2 separate regions of the Mus musculus genome follow, and region 2 is linked to region 1. Evidence: chromatin loops called from intact Hi-C (ENCODE). Cell type or tissue: heart. All regions are shown on one strand. Each heading gives the region's core, and the rest is flanking DNA. Links, peaks and the distances in the headings are about the cores only.

The links. Hi-C counts contacts between places; a loop is a spot of excess contacts. Peaks named below come from ENCODE experiments on the same cell type or tissue, not always from the same donor. Only the 100,000 strongest peaks of a DNase experiment are listed, where the experiment ranks them.
Region 2: a loop joins it to region 1, with 3 times the contacts of the local background. A loop is called at or near these places in 7 of 42 quality-filtered maps.

The regions. Positions count from the first base shown.
Region 1 is chr5:92,678,218-92,681,144 of GRCm38, forward strand. No RefSeq gene overlaps it. Among named protein-coding and RNA genes, the nearest start is that of Shroom3, 3.8 kb to the right of the region's middle. In heart, for the core only: a CTCF peak has its summit at 1,415 (motif pointing right); no DNase peak of the experiment used is centred there.
Region 2 is chr5:93,327,085-93,330,011 of GRCm38, forward strand. No RefSeq gene overlaps it. Among named protein-coding and RNA genes, the nearest start is that of Ccng2, 61 kb to the left of the region's middle. In heart, for the core only: a CTCF peak has its summit at 1,157 (motif pointing right); a DNase peak (open chromatin) is centred at 1,157.

The sequences.
Region 1 (2,927 bases), core at 254-2,753:
CCCAGCAATCATTGTTCTAGTTTCTGTGTCTATGGTCTTATCTGCTGTAGGCACTGCTCATATGTATAAGCAAATAGAGCTTTTTAAAAAAGGTTTATGTTATTTGTACGAGAGTTTTTCTTGCATGAACATATATGTACAACATTCGTGCCTGGTGCCCTTGGGGCCAGAAAATGGAGTTGTATCCCCTCAAACTAGATTACAGGTGGTTGTGAGCCACCATATAGGTGCTGGTAACTAAGCTTGGAAAGTGTGGAAAAGCAGTAAGTACTCTTACCTGGTGAGCCATCTCTCTGGCCCCCAGTGTCTGCTTGTATGTGTCCGGCTTACTTAGTATGTTTTGAAGGTTTATTTCTACAAATGTATTCCACTCCCTTTGCTTTGTTTTGTTCTGAGACACAGTCTTGTGTGGCCCAGGCTGACCTCAAACTCACTACATAGTCAAGGATGACCTTGAATCCTGATCTTCCTGCCTCCACCTTCCAAATGCTAGGGTTACATGGTGTGTACCACCATGCCCAGAGAATTTCATTCTGTTTATATATATATATATATATCACATGGTGTTATTTGCTCATGTGTTCCTGGAATTCTCGAAGTCCTTGTACAGTAAGTTTATGTTGCTAGTTTTCTTGCTTGCTTTTTGAGTCAAGGGTATCCCTACATAGCCCAGACTGGCCTGGAATGTCACATGTAGCCCAGCTGCCCTTGAATTGACAATACTCCTGTTTCTGTGGCTGAGCACTGGGGTGGCAGGTGTGCATCATGAGGCTCTGCTGACCTTTTAAGATCTAACATCATGGAGACAAAATTCCCTTTGAATAAACTGCCGCCACCTGCCTTATACCATCCATGAGTCGTGCCCGATGTACGCTGATAAAACCGCCATGGCAATTACAATCACCGTGGACCCCTTCGGAAAGATTTTGATTATCTGTGCTGTGATTATTGTGACACGGGCCTTATTGTAGCTTGAGGGGCAGGTGCTGTACATTGTCTGTTCCTTGTGTTCTCCTTGATTCTTGCTGAACCCCAGTTATGGGGAAGTATCCATCATAATGTTCTATGGTTCTGTACTTCAGGGAAAGTTCCAGCATGGAGATACTATTGGAATAAACTAACTTTCGTGCCTTCATGCTTTTCCCAAGAACCTGCTTTCGGGGGCAGTGTGTAAACCACTTCTGGCCTTTGCAGGCCAGGAGCTGCCGGCTACCTAAGGCTGTCTTAGGAAGACCCATGAAGAGGTGACTCTTTTTGTGTATAAAATATTGCCTAGAGAAATGGGCAAGCTTTAAAATAAGCTGGATTTTGTTTTAGATTGTTCAGAATCATTCTAAGACTATATAATTTATTCCAACCTGTACTTCAACATCTTGTCTGCAATGACTTGAATAAATTAGTGGCCCAGAAGGACCACTAGATGTCACCCTGGCTTCATTTTCAGAGACTTTCTTGAGCAGTTAAAAACAACCAAAATTCAATGCTTTGAAAATTAATTAGAATTCCAGCGTTTGGAAGGCAGAAGCAACTGGATTTTTGTGAGTCTGTGGCCAGCCTGGTCTACGGAGCTTTCTCCACGCCAGCTACAGCTATATAGTGAGATCTCGTCTCAACAAAACAAGCATTAATAAATATATAAAATAAAAATTGTATTAGAGATGTCAGCAAAAGTAGGAGCTGTAGCTTGAAGGCAGAGCTGTTGTCATCGAGAGCATGAAAGGCCCTTGTATCCCTGATGCATATATACCCATTGCAAAAAAAAAAAAATTAGTAAAACTAGAAAGATACTATGGCATTTGAAAGAGTTGAGTATGGGAATGCTAGATGGGGAGCAAGGTGTTGTGGCTATATTTCTCCTCTGTGGACACACGATGAGACTTGTAAGAAAGACCTTGCAGAATTTGTCAAATATATATATATACATACACACACACACACACACATACACATATATATATATATATATATATATATACACACACACAAACACACACACACACACACACACACACACACATATATATACACACACACACACACACACATACATACATACACACATACACACACACACACACTGGGCATGGTGGTACACACCTGTAACCCTAGCATTTGGAAGGTGGAGGCAGGAAGATCAGGATTCAAGGTCATCCTTGACTATGTAGTGAGTTTGAGGTCAGCCTGGGCCACACAAGACTGTGTCTCAGAACAAAACAAAGCAAAGGGAGTGGAATACATTTGTAGAAACAAACCTTCAAAACATACTAAGTAAGCCAGACACATACAAGCAGACACTGGGGGCCAGAGAGATGGCTCACCAGGTAAGAGTACTTACTGCTTTTCTAGAGGACCCAAACTCAGTTCCCAGCACCCACATGTGTAGTTGCCACCTGCTGGGGTGTGTCTATTATGAAAATGATTTATTTTTAAATTAGTAAAGTAGAGTCAAGTCTAAATATGAGGCAGAAGGATAGGGATGTAGCAGAAATCAGAAAAGAGACGGTGACACTTTTCTTCTGAGGCCTTTCTTCCAAATCAGGAAGAAGCTGGGTGGGGGGATCCTTGAAATACTCCCTCCAATTAGTTGTCTGTCCTCTGACCTCCACAGGCACACCATGGCTGCCAAGTCAAGTTACCTTCATACCAAAATGACAATGTGAAGACCCTGTGAAACCCAGAGGAAAAAGTCATACTATAGTGTGTGTGTGTGTGTGTGTGTGTGTGTGTGTGTGTGTGTGTGTTCAAACGCCTTCAGGATACTCATGTGGAGGTCAGAGGGCAACCTTAAGTGTAGCTGCTTGCCTACTACCTAGCTTGAGTTGGGGTCTCTGCTTCAATCCACTTCCTAGCTGACTTACAGCTTCCGGGTTATCCATCCCCATCTTTGGTCTGCCCGTGGGAGAACAGGGATCATGGACACAGACACC
Region 2 (2,927 bases), core at 161-2,660, 650 kb after region 1:
CCCAGGCATTGGCAGTGCCTCATCAGGCTTCAGGTGTTGGTAATACCTAGGCCTATTGGTAGACCTCATGTTCTTATGACAGTCATGGAATAAATGGCATTTGTCAGAAGTCATAGAGGTAAATTCCTGGACCAAGTTGAGAGGTCCCAACTCCTCCCTGGATAGTGATAATTCATCCGTCTTCAGAATGAGATAGAAATCTGTAGCAATAAATTTCATTCATAGTTTTATAAGCTATAACAAAGGCACCCTTGTCTTGAGTTTGGTATGAATATCATCTCCTCAAATTTTCAATAAGATCCCCAAGGTTGAGACAAGTTCACAGCAGGAATGTACAAGTACATGTGGGTTTGGAGACCATGCAACGTACCTATGTTCATGGCCTCTTGAGCATGGGATGCTGATATGTGCAGAGTTGGGAGCATTCCTCGTGAGGCAAGAGTTCCAGCAGGTTCTGATTCAACATCATAAGTGCCTTGTCTCACTGAACTATGATTCCCTAGACATTCCTGGGCTATAAAGTGACCAGCAGTGAGCCATTCTGGTGCTATAAAGAAGAGAATGACATGTTATCATGTTCACTCTGTCACAGAGTTATGTTGCCACATTTAACCTTAACTTGGTCTCCTGATAGGCTGTAGATGTGACCAAGTGTTAAAATGTACCTAAAAGACTTTAGGTCTGCAGTACAATTGTGACTGCCACTCTCCAAAATGGGGAATGTGGGACAGGATTAGTTTGAGGAACCTACAGGGTCAACAGAGCTGTGCGTTTAAGGAATTCCACAAAGCGGCTCAGTCTTCAGAGCACTGTCACTCAGCAGCCTCAGCCATCCATAACTGGTAGAAGAGTCACAGCCTGGAAACATGGTGACAAATCTGTGCCCAAGGTTAACAAATGTCTGTGGAAGCTGTCACTTGTTTATTTGACCCATTGAGGTCCAAAAAGAAGAGCAGTTGATCTTACTTTTTTTTTTTAACTTAAAGGAAGATAATTTGGTCTGTAAGATCTTCTCAAATCCATCGAAAATAGCTGCTTATTATGCCTTTTCTATCTCTAAAGATACAGGTAGTTCTGAGTAGGCATCCTTACCTGCCCGGACTGCAAGTTGTAGGCCCAAGCAGCCCTTGGCATCCTGTGACTGAGATCAGCATACTGGCCAGCAGGTGGCAGCAATCACACATAGAGCAAAGCTGTATGGTCCCTGGGTTAGTTGGACGGCGCTTAAATTGGGAAGCTTCTCCCTTCAACAGATGGAAATTCATTAGCAATGAAATCAACGAAAATTGAGCTTTGACCACTTGAAGTCGTTTGAAGACATAGAATTACATGTATGGGAACGCATGCATCTCAACTAGAGATCAAGATGGAGAGATCTGTACTGAGGGTACTCCTGAAACTGGAAAAGGAGCTACAATAACCTCACATGTCTTCAAGATTGTTCAGCCTGCCTGAACTTCACAACAGTTTCCCTTTAGTTGAAATAGCTCACCCCCTCCAATTTGATAATCCGTATTATGGTCCCCCCCCTTTACTTCTCCCAGCTTCTTCTACCTGCCACTCCCATTCAGATCCACCTCCTTTCTGTCACTCAGTAGAAAACAAACAGAGGGATAATAATAAAGTAAAATAAGAGAAGATGAAAAAGAAACAAACACATCTGAATATGACAAGACAAGCAGAAGAAAAAGAGCTGGAGAAAAGGTACAAGAAATAGATCCAGAAGAGGAGAACTTCCTGTTCTCATATTCAGGAATCCCATGAAAACACAAACCTGAAAGCTATAATATATACTCAAAGGACTTGTTTTTTTTTTTGTGTGTGTGTGTGTGTGTGTGTGTGTGTGTGTGTGTGTGTGTGAGAGAGAGAGAGAGAGAGAGAGAGAAGAAAAATAAAGTTAAAAAAGGATAAAGTTTTAAAAAAAAGGGGGTGGGGAAAGGCCCTGACAGGATATTATTAGACAAGGACCAAAGATGCTATGGGGTTCTTTTTGTGTTGGTATCTACTGCTGGGCATGAGGACCACCTTTTAGATTTGTTTGTTTCTCCAGGGAGACTTTCTTCTGTGAGGGATTATCAATCGGAGATAGCTTCTTGGTTAGGGCTAGAGGCTTGTGTCCACTTCTCTTCGTAGCTCTAGGATTTCATCTCATATAGATCAACATGTGTACACTGCCTCAGTCTCTGAATTATTATTTTTAAAATGTATTCATCATTGGTCTCTTCAGACACATCAGAAGAGGGCATCAGACCCCATTGCAGATGGTTGTGAGCCACCATGTGGCTGCAGGGAATTGAACTCAGGACCTCTAAAGAGCAACCAGTGCTTTTAACCACTGAGCCATCTCCACAGCCCAGTCTCTGAATTCTTAAGTGCACCAGCCCTGTTTTCTTTAGATGGTCTCCTTTTTCTTGGTGTTTACCATCCTGTCTGGTACTTACACTCTGTCTGCCTCCTCTTCAGCAGGAGACCCTGTGCCCTGATGGGAAGGATTTGATAAAGACATCTCTTTGAGGGCTGAGTATTACAAGGTATCTCACTCTCTGCATATTGTCTGGCCCTCACATTATTTTTATTTCACCACCTTTTCTTCTTTTGGCTTTTCTGCATTTCCTAGTTGCATAACTTGGTACTTCAGAAAATCATTTACAAGAAATATCACACTCTCTTTTCCTCACCCTCGCTTGCTGTTTTCCCATTCACAGTAACCATAGCATTCTCTTTGGGGTGCAGGTCATTGTGGCTCTGGACAGCAGAAGGCAGATCTCAACACAAACTACCTCCTTATGGCTGTGCAAAGCAAGAGGCCATGTCCAGAATTCCCTACACCTATATTGTAGACAATGTTGCACGGAATATGGTGCTTGAGATTATAAATGGGGAAGGTAGATAGGGGCCTCTGATGGTCCACTATTCCATGGTGAGTC